2 separate regions of the Homo sapiens genome follow, and region 2 is linked to region 1. A link is a contact called in ENCODE Hi-C or POLR2A ChIA-PET data. All regions are on one chromosome and are shown on one strand. The core of a region is the stretch at or near the end of the contact, and the rest is flanking DNA. Distances in the headings are between cores, read along the strand shown. Region 1 holds the start of FOXM1 (forkhead box M1). Region 2 has its middle 3.8 kb from the start of LRRC23.

Region 1 (5,276 bases), core at 1,792-4,291:
AGATCCTCTTGCCTCAGCCTCCCGAATAGCTGGGAATACAGACAAGCACCACCACACCTGGTTAGTTTCTTATTTTATTTTTTGTAGAGATGAGGTCTTGCTTGAACTCCTGGGCTCAAGTGATTCTCCTCCCTCAGCCTCCTGAAGTGCTAGGATTACATGTGAATCACCACACCCTGCCCACTTTCTTAGAACTTCAGAACACCCCTTTTCTCTTAACAAATGACTTTACTTCCTACTTGACAAAGAATACAGAAGACATCAAAGGAAATACTCTCATTTTCCAGAAAGCAAATATACAAACCTATGCGTATCAACATCTATCTTCTTTCTGCTCTAATTAGAGGTCAGTTCATTCTGCTGTCTAAGTCCTTCCCCTCTGGTTGTGCTTTGGAGCTGTTCTCACTCTATATACTTTTCTTAGGCAAACTCATCTGCCTGTATTTCAGTATCCACCTAGAAGTAGATGACTTCAATATTTATATATTTTAGAATTCCTTAAGTTTGGGACCCAAATATCCCATTACCTACCTGAACAGCAACTAGATATTTCAAACGCACCTCAAATTCAACATGTGTAAGGCTGAGCGCAGTGGCTCACGCCTGTAATCCCAGCACTTTCAGAGGCCGGGGTGGGCAGATCGCTTGAGCTCATGAGTTTGAGACCAGCCTGGGCAACACAGTGAAACCCAAATTCTACAAAAAATACAAAAAATCAGGTGGGCACGGCTGCGTGCACCTGTAGTCCCAGCTACTCAGGAGGCTGAGGTGGGCAGATCACTTGAGCCCAGGAGGTGGAGGCTGCAGTGAGCCGAGATCGTGCCACTGAACTCCAGCCTGAGTGACAGAGCCAGAACCTTGTTTCAAAAAAAGAAAAGAAAAAAAAATTCAACAAGTTTAAAACTGAACTTGGCCGCGCACAGTGGCTCATGCCTGTAATGCCAACACTGTGAAAGGTGAAGGTGGGAGGATCACTTGAACCGAATAGTTCAAGATCAATCTGGGCAACAGAGTGAGACCCTGTCTCTACAAAAGATACAAAAATTAGATGGGTGTAGTGGCATGTGCCTGTAGGGGGTCCCAGCCATTCAGGAGGCTGAGGTGGGAGGATCACCTGAGCCCAGGAGGTTGAGGTTGTAGTGAGCCAAGGTCATGCCACTGGACTTCAGCCTGGGGGACAGAGCAAGACCCTGTCTCTAAAAAATAAAAAGATAAATAAAAATAAATATATAATTAAAAAAAAAACTCATTCTGAGCATTGCTTTGTAGTAAAAAAACAAAAACTGAATTCACGATCATTCCCCTGACAACCCCCCGCCCGTCCCTTGGCCAAAGTGATTATCTTCCAGGGCCCTTGGTCAGGGAATAGTGTCATTATTCCTTCAGTTATGCAGCTGAAAATCTTGACACTTCTACCTCCCATCCAACCCACCATCAAGCCCTGTCAACTTTACCTCTTAAACATGTTTTCTTAATGCCCCTTTTTTACTCTCTCTGTCTCCTTCTTTCTCTTCCTCTCTCTCTCTCCCTGCCACCCTTTTTCAAGCTCCAGCAGTTCTTGCCTGGAGTATTGCAACATCCAACTGTTCTGCCCTAATCCACTCTAGCAATCCCCGCTATAGAGGGACCTTTTAAAATGCAAATCTGACCTGGATTCACTTCTGCTTAAAGCTTATGACTGGTTTCCTTTAATTCTTGGATAAGCACAAAACTTCTCGGTATGGCTAAGGCTCTGCTTCCTCCGGCTCCAGCTTCAACTCACACCACACTCCATTCAGGTCGATTAGCTCAAACCCCTCAGATATTTCTCAGCCTTTGTACTCACTGTGCTTCCTCCTGCCATCCAGCCTTTGCACGCCTGATTCCCTCTGCTTAGAGGAGTTCCCTCCTTTCTTTGTAAAAGGCATCAGATCTCACACCAAGCTCTCATTACAAAAGCCTTTCCTGTCCTACCTCTCAAGATCTCGTTATTGTAAATACTCAAAGTATCATTAACCTCTAATGTTTCAATTTACAGCAATAATTCAACATTTGTTTGTTTTGGAGACGGTGTCTCCCTCTGTCGCCCAGGCTGGAGTGCAGTGGTGTGATCATGGCTTACCATAGCCTCCACCTCTCGGCCTCAGGTGATCCTTCCACCTCAGCCTCCAGAGTAGCTGGGACTACAGGCACGCACCACCACGCCCGGCTAATTTTTAGTAGAGAAGCGGTTTCGCTATGTTGCCAGGCTGGTCTCGAACTCGTGACCTCAAGTGATCCACCCGCCTCGGCCTCCTAAAGTGCTGGGATTACAGGCGTGAGCCACTATGCCCAGCCCACATTTGTTTATTTGATTAAAATGTCTGTGCCCCTCTTCCAGGATTGGGCTGTGAGCCCAGGGGAAGGAAAGAACCTTGTCTGCCATTGTATCTTCAGGGCCTAGCGGTGCCTGGCGCACAGCAGTTGCTCAACTAGACTGGTTGACTAAGTCAATAAATAAAGCACTACGGTCTATTATATCCGAAGGCTTGGCTTCGGGAGGGGCAAAAGACAGGTTTCGCGCTGAGGTAGGGTTCATGGTGCCGACATTTTTTTTCAAGATGGAAGAAAGCGGAGATAATACGCAGCCCTCAAAGGAACTTAGTCTAATCGGGGGGAGCAGACGATCGTTCACTGTGGGAAAATGGGGTACGATTTCCCCCAGTGAGGAAATCAACTAAAGCCGAGCTTTGAAAAGGGGAGCAGAGGAGCCTGAGGGGAAGCGGGGGCGTGTCGCCTGGCGTGACCAGCGCGGCAGGAAAAGCGGGCCCAGGGACCCGGGCCTGTCACGCCGCTTCCGCGCGTCCCCAAACTCTCCCTCGGCTCGCCCACCCACGCGGCGGGGACCCCTCCGGCCCCTCCCCGGCCCCACGGCCACTTCTTCCCCCACAAGCCGGCCTGCGGTCCGCCTTACCAGCCCGGGCCGGACGGGGCCGCAGCTCCTGGCAGACCGCACAGCCTTCGAGCCCGGAATGCCGAGACAAGGCCGGCGCCGATTGGCGACGTTCCGTCACGTGACCTTAACGCTCCGCCGGCGCCAATTTCAAACAGCGGAACAAACTGAAAGCTCCGGTGCCAGACCCCACCCCCGGCCCCGGCCCGGGACCCCCTCCCCTCCCGGGATCCCCCGGGGTTCCCACCCCGCCCGCACCGCCGGGGACCCGGCCGGTCCGGCGCGAGCCCCCGTCCGGGGCCCTGGCTCGGCCCCCAGGTTGGAGGAGCCCGGAGCCCGCCTTCGGAGCTACGGCCTAACGGCGGCGGCGACTGCAGTCTGGAGGTGAGCGGGATGCAGCAATGGAGTCCCAGGCCTGGCCTGGGCACAGGCGGGGAGCAAGGCCTCCGGGCGCGGAGGTCAGGGCGTCTAGCAGCAGGGCACGGGCCACGAGTGGAGATTTGGGTCACACGGGAAGAATCTGAGCCAGGGTGCAAGTTTTTTCTGCGTCCACCTCCTGGCCGTGGCCTTCTCACTGCTTAAAGCGCCCCTTGGCCTTCCCTGGAAGTCTGACCTCCGCACCCTGCCCGCGGCCTCGGGAGGGCTGGGGTGGCCTACCTTCTTAGGCCGACTGTGGCTGAGATGAAGACTGAGATTGTACTACATTGAGTCAAAGACCAACCTGCATACACACTCCCCTGCTCCCAGGCTGTCTCACCACTAGGCAACACCGCCTCCATCTTACTTACCCTTTTGCAGGGCCCTTTTCCTGGTTCTTGAGAATGTAGCAAGATTTCCCCGCTCAGGATGGGGATGGGTCGGAGGAGCCACTCTGGAAGTTTCCCGGGCAAGAAAGTGTTGGCAATAATAATAACGGGCTGGTCAGGAAGTAGAAGAGAAAATTAAGACTTAGATATCCTGTGGAAAAAGAGGAATAATATCTACTGATTGATGCGGGGAGAGAGGGAAGCCTGGAAAGATCGGAGGTGAAAGTAAAACTGAGATTTGAAGGTAGAGGTGTGGAGGGCCTGTGAACTCTATGCAGATGACAAATGTCAAAAAAGTGCAGTTGCTTTTCAGGGAGAGAATAAGTGTCCTAAAAAAGAGACAGCCAATTCCTCTGTCTTCCAAAGTTCCGTGAAATAGAATTACACAATTTTGCTTAATGGTAGAATATTCCATGTATCTATTAAAATCAACAAAAGGCCGGGCGCAGTGGCTCACGCCTGTAATCCCAGCACTTTGGGAGGCCGAGGCGGGTGGATCACCTGAGGAGTTCAAGACCAGCCTGGCAAACATGGTGAAACCCTGTTTCTACTAAAAAAAAAAAAAAAAAATTAGCTGGGCATGGTGGTGCATGCCTGTAATTGCAGCTACTCGGGAGGCTGAGGCAGGAGAATCGCTTGAACCCGGGAGGCCGAGGTTGCAGTGAGCTGAGATTGCGCCATTGCACTCCAGCCTGGGTGACAAGAGCGAAGCTCCGTCTCAAAAAAAAAAAAAAAATTAAAAAAAATCAACAAAAGACTTAAAAAAAAAAGACTACACTGTTAGCATTTCAGAACCACCTTAGTGTAATGATGATAGCTCATTGTGGTACTAAGAAGACAGGGGTTATAGTCTTATTTCTGGAAAAGAAATTAATAAAGTGGCATGCTTAGTTAAAATATATATAACCACATGCAAGTACTAAAATGCCACTGTATAAATACAATACAAATTGTAAAAGAAAACATGCTTTTTAAATTAGAGCAAGTATAATAGCCTGTGAAATAAATGTCACCCTCTAGAGTTGTTCAGTGCACAAGCTGCACAACTTTACATGGGCCTTCAGTAGAGGTTTCCATTTTATGTGAGGTTTTGTAAACTGGGAGATGATTTTTCCAGTAGTGTGGCAATAGTACAATCTGCCTTTCTTCCCTGATTCTGTGTGCACTGGTCCTATTTACAAAGTAATATAAAAATCAAAAGGCTTGGCCAGACGCGGTGGCTCACGCCTGTAATCCCAGCACTTTGGGAGGCCGAGGCGGGCAGATGACCTGAGGTCAGGAGTTTGAGACCAGCCTGAGCAACATGGTGAAACCCTGTCTCTACTAAAAATACAAAAACTAGCCGGGCGTGGTGGTGGGCACCTGTAATCCCAGCTACTCAGGAGGCTGAGACGTGGGACTCGCTTAAACCCAGGAGGCAGAGGTTGCAGTGAACTGAGATCGTGCCACTGCACTCCAGCCTGGGTGACAAAGTGAGACTCTGTCTCAAAAAAAAAAAAAAAAAAAAAATTAAAATCCTTTGTCTTGAATGGATTATGGGATCAGAGTTTCATCAGGAC
Region 2 (5,276 bases), core at 2,025-4,524, 4.0 Mb before region 1:
CCACCTGTAAGGATTGTTAAGGGATTAAAAGAGATAATGTGGGTAAATCGCCTTGCACTTAGTTGACCCTTAGTAAACATTTTCCTGCTCCTCCCCACCCCTGGCCTGTGTCCTTGGTACTGGGGTTGCTGTGAGGAAAAAGAAATAATAAATATGAACACTCTGAAGAGTGAGATGTGCTATACAAATGAAAGTTATTGTATTGTTGGAGTGTGGAGAAGGGAAAAATCCATGTGGTTTGATGTAGTCAAAAGAAATGGATATGAGTTTCCTTGGCCAAGAAGAAAGAGGAAGACACATTAGATGGGAAGAAAAGTTGTGATGTAAGGGTTAGGAAGGTGTCCTTGAACATACACTTTTGTTATTTTGTTTTTATTTTTGTTTTGAAATAGAGTTTCCCTCTGTCGCCCAGGATGGAGTGCGGTGGAGCAATCATAGCTCACTGCAACGTCCACCTCCTGGGCTCAAGCAGTCCTTCCGTCTCAGCCTCCTGGGTACCTGGGACTACAGGTGTGCGCCACCATGCCAAGTTAATTTTTTTGTATTTTTTGTAGAGACAAGGTTTTGCTATGTTGCCCAGGCTAGTCTCAAACTCCTGGGCTCAAGCAATCCGCCCGCCTCGGCCTTCCAAAGTGCTGGGATTATAGGCATGAGCCACTGCGCCCTGCCATGCTTTTGTTAAGCACTTAATCTGTCCCTGTGCTCCGGGACAGTAAAGCACAGAAGTCCTTATCTTTTATCTTCAAGAGGTGTACAGTTCAGTGACAAGATTAAGTACACAAGTAATTCAATATAATGAGACATGTTATAATAATCATACCCAACATTTATAGAGCTTTTACTAAGTGCTAGGGATCATTGTATAGTATATGCATATACATGATATCATATATTCGGGGCAGAGATTTCAGAGGCAGGAATCACCTGTGGTAATGCTTGGAGAAGAAAGAGCTCAATGCCTGTGCAAAGAAAGCAGGTGGTTCTGCTGGCTGGAACAGTAGGTGCAGTCGGGGGTTGGAATATGGTAGAAGCAGTAAACAGACTTGGATCACACTGAAGGATCTGGACTTTATCCTGAAAGCTGTGGGGAGCTATTGAAGGTTTTATTTCGTGTTTAGTTGGCAAGGACTGAAGTTACACTGTGTAATGAGAGCTAGATACTCCACAACATCCTTGATATTTTTCCCCCATCGGCTGGTCTAGATAGAGTCTCTTTCAATTATAAAAGTAATATTTAGGCTGGGCGTGGTGGCTCACGCCTGTAATCCCAGCATTTTGGGAGGCCTAGGCGGGTGGATCACCTGAGGTCAGGAGTTTGAGACCAGTCTGGCCAATATGGTGAAACCCCGTCTCTACATACAAAAAATTAGCTGGGGTGGTGGCTCGCACCTGTAATCCCAGCTACTCGGGAGGCTGAGACAGCAGAATCGCTTTAATACAGGAGGCCTAGGTTGCAGTGAGCTGAGATCGCGCCACTGCACTCCAGCCTGGGCAACAAGAGTGAAACTCCGTCTCAAAAAAAGAAAAAAAATTAGCCAGGCGTTGTGGCTTGTGCCTGTAGTTTCAGCTACTTGGGAGGCTGAGACACGAGAATCACTTGAACCCGGGAGGCAGAGGTTGCAGTGAGCCGAGATCACGCTACTGCACTCCAGCCTGGGCAACAGATCGAGACTCTGTCTAAAAAAAAAAAAAAGCCAGGCGCTTTGGCTCACACCTATCATCTCAGCACTCTGGGAGGCCAAGGTGGGCGGATCACCTGAGGTCAGGAGTTTAACACCAGCCTGGCCAACATGGCGAAACCCTGTCTCTACTGAAAATACAAAAATTCGCCGGGCGTGGTGGCGGGCGTTTGTTATCCCAGCTACTCCGGAGGCGGAGGCAGGAGAATCGCTTGAACCTGGGAGGCGGAGATTGCAGTGTGCTGACATCGCACCACTGCACTCCAGCCTGGGCAACAGAGTGAGACTCGGTCTCAAAAAAAAAGAAAAAAAGATTTTTAGATTAGTTTAGGGTTTTTTTCTTCTAATTATTCAATTCTAATATGTCTTGGGCTTCTTTCATGTCACTAAGCATAAATCTACCTCTTTTTCTCATAGTTGTCTAGTCTTCCATTATGTGGATATACTACCACTTTCCTTTCTTTCTTGCGTTTTTCCTTTTTTTTTTTTTTTTTTTGGTGTTGTTTTTTTTTTTTTTGAGATGGAGTCTGGCTCTCTCTCCCAGGCTGGAGTGCAGTGGCGTGATCTCGGCTCACTGCAAGCTCTACCTCCCGGGTTCACGCCATTCTCCTGCCTCAGCCTCCAGAGTAGCTGGGACTACAGGCGCCCACCACCACACCTGGCTAATTTTTTGTATTTTTAGTAGAGACGGGGTTTCACTGTGTTAGCCAGGATCGTCTCGATCTCCTGACCTCGTGATCTGCCCTCCTCGGCCTCCCAAAGTGCTGGGATTACAGGCGTGAGCCACCGCGCCCGGAACTTTCTTGTGTTTTTCTAGAGACAGAGTCTCACTACATTGTCCAGGCTGAGAGGCAGGAGAATAGGGTCCGGAGGCAGGGAATCTAAGGCCGAATCATGCTGACTGAATATCAGAGAGTACTCCCTTTTCAAACCCTCCTTTCTCTGTATGGCATTTGAAAAATGAAAGTACGTCTGATTGGTCCCCTCTCACAACCAGTCAGACTGATAGCAGGCCTACTCTCTTCATTTTGATTGGTCCCCTCCCACAATTAGACTGGCAGTCGGCCACTACTTCATTTGCATAGGGTGAACCAATGGGAAACCTCTAGATTGTATTTAAACCCCAGAAAATTCTGTCACCAATGCTCTTGAGCCACTTGCTGGAGCTTGCTCCCACTCTGTGGACTGTACTTTCCTTTAAAATAAATCTCTGCTTTTGGTGGATCAAGAGGTCAAGAGTTGGAGATCAGCCTGGCCAACATGGTGAAACCCCATCTCTACTAAGAATACAAAAATTAGCGGGGCGTGGTGGTGCAAGCCTGTAATCCCAGCTACTCAGGAGGCTGAGGCAGGAGAATTGCTTGAACCCAGGAGCCGAGATCGTGCCACTGCACTCCAGCCTGGGCGACACAGCAAGACTCCGTCTCGCGGGCACGGTAATTAAAAAAACAAACAAAAAAAATCTCTGCTTTCATTGCCTTGCTTTGTTTGTGTGTTTTGTCGAATTCTTTGTGCAAAACACCAAGAACCTGGACAATTACCCTCAACCGGTCACAGCTGGAGTGCAGTAGTTTTTCACAGGCACAACTGATGCAGGGCAGGTGAACACCCAAATTGGCGATTAGCCCAATAAGGCTCATGGTTCTTTCCTGAGCATGTGGTAGAAGATACAGCTTTATTGAGGATGCAGTTTTACAGCCCCATGACTGCTCCTACCGAGCAAGGCCACCCTCTAGGCAGTGTGTGGAGAGCAGCAACTCAGGGAAACTTCTGCAGTCACATTTATATTGACTTTTAATTACATGCAAATTAAAGAGTGGGTTATTCAGAAATTTCCAGAAAAGGGGTGGTAACTTCCAGGTTGTTATGGAAAAAGGCAGTAACTTCTGGGTGTCGCCATGGCAATGGTAAACTGTCGTGCTGGTGGGCGTGTCTTACGGAGAAGTGCTTTCTGTGCCTCTTCCCTGTTTCAGCCAGTCTTGAATCTGGTCCAAAGTCGAGGTCCTGTTTCCTGCCCACAATCATTGTGCACTACAGCCTCAAACTCCTGGGCTCAAGCCATCGACCTGCCTCAGCATCTCAAGTAGCTGGGACTACAGCTGTGTGCCACCAAGCCTGGCTAGACTTTTAACTGTTCCCTATTGATGGATATTAACTTTTTTTTAAAAATTGTCCATATTACAAATAACGCTGTTTAAATCCCCATAGATATATCTTTGCTCTTCTGCATGAGTACTCTGTAGCAGTATTCCTCAAATGTTAACGTGTATAGAAATTGCTTGAGGATCTCATTGAAATGTAGACCTCTCAAGTGATGCTGATGCTCTTGATTCATGGACTACGCATTGAGTAATATGACTATGTGGGAAACTTTTTTTTTTCTTTCCCAGGCTGGAGTGCAGTGGTGCAATCATCATGGCTCACTGCAGCCCCAACATCCTAAGCTCAGGTGATTCTCCTAACTCAGCCTCCCAGGTAGCTGGGACTACAGGCGCATGTCACCATGCCTAGCTAATTTTTTGCAATTTTTGTAGACACGGGTATTTCTCTATATTGCCCAGGCTAGTCTTGAACTCCTGGACTGAAGCCATCTGCCCGCCTCAGCTTCCCAAAGTGCTGGGATTACAGACAGGCAGGAGCCACCGTGCCCGGCGTACATTCTTAGAAGGTAGAATTTCTGGGTCAAATGGTACGTACTTTGCCAATCTTAATATGTCAAAAAATAGCTTTTGAGGGCTGGGTACAGTGGCTCACGCCTGTAATCCCAGCACTTTGTAAGGCTGAGGCGGGCTGATCATCTGAGTTTAGGAGTTTGAGACCAGCCTGGCCAAAATGGTGAAGCCCCTTCTCTACTAAAATACAAAAATTGGCCAGGCACAGTGACTCACACAGTAATCCCAGCACTTGGGGAGGCTGAGGCGGGCAGATCACGAGGTCAGGAGTTCGAGACCAGCCTGGCCAACATGGCAAAACCCCATATCTACCCCCCCCCCCAAAAAAAAAAAATAGCCGGGTGTGGTGGTGGCACATGCCTGTAATTCCAGCTACTGGGAGGCTGAGGCAGGATAATCGCTTGAACCCAGGAGGCAGAGATTGCAGTAAGCTGAGATCACGCCACTGCACTCCAGCCTGGGTGACAGAGTAAGACTCTGTCTCAATAAATAAATAAATAAATAAATAAATACAAATAAATTAGCTGGCATGGTGGCACACACCTGTAATCCCAGCTACTTGGGTGGCTAATGTACAAGAATCTCTTGAACCTGAGAGACAGGGGTTGCAGTGAGCCAAGATTACGTCACTGCACTCCAGCCTGGATGACAGAGCAAGACCCTGTCTCGAAAAAAACAAACAAAAATAACATTATTCTAACTCTTCTAAAGATTGTTATTTTACAGTATTTTTTTTTTTTTTTTTTGAGACAGAGTTTCTCTCTTGTCACCCAGGCTGGAGTGCAATGGCACAATCTCAGCTCACTGCAACCTCCGCCTCCTGGGTTCAAATGATTCTCCTGCCTCAGCCTCCCGAGTAGTTGGGATTAGAGGTGTGTGACGCCACACCTGGTTGATTTTTGTATTTTTAGTAGAGATGGAGTTT

What was found. A loop is a pair of places that touch in the nucleus more often than their neighbours do. ChIA-PET counts read pairs that join two places held with the same protein, here RNA polymerase II (POLR2A).
Region 2: a map of naive thymus-derived CD4-positive, alpha-beta T cell shows a loop between it and region 1 (18-fold over the local background). The contact joins the enhancer-like site here to the promoter of FOXM1 in region 1. A Hi-C loop is called at or near these places in 1 of 168 maps with a recorded cell type or tissue (naive thymus-derived CD4-positive, alpha-beta T cell). POLR2A ChIA-PET finds 5 or more read pairs at or near these places in 1 of 52 experiments (T-cell).

The regions. Positions count from the first base shown.
Region 1 is chr12:2,874,939-2,880,214 of GRCh38, reverse strand. FOXM1 (forkhead box M1) reads left to right here and starts at 3,041. Exons shown (of 9, transcript NM_021953.4): 1 at 3,041-3,295. RHNO1 (RAD9-HUS1-RAD1 interacting nuclear orphan 1) reads right to left here and starts at 2,992. Exons shown (of 3, transcript NM_001252499.3): 1 at 2,933-2,992. RefSeq lists an enhancer at 199-1,152 and silencers at 2,736-3,175, 3,216-3,285.
Region 2 is chr12:6,898,394-6,903,669 of GRCh38, reverse strand. No RefSeq gene overlaps it. Among named protein-coding and RNA genes, the nearest start is that of LRRC23, 3.8 kb to the left of the region's middle. Within about 2 kb of position 3,274, at least 7 of the 41 ENCODE cell types and tissues checked have a DNase peak (open chromatin) inside an H3K27ac peak, as active enhancers do.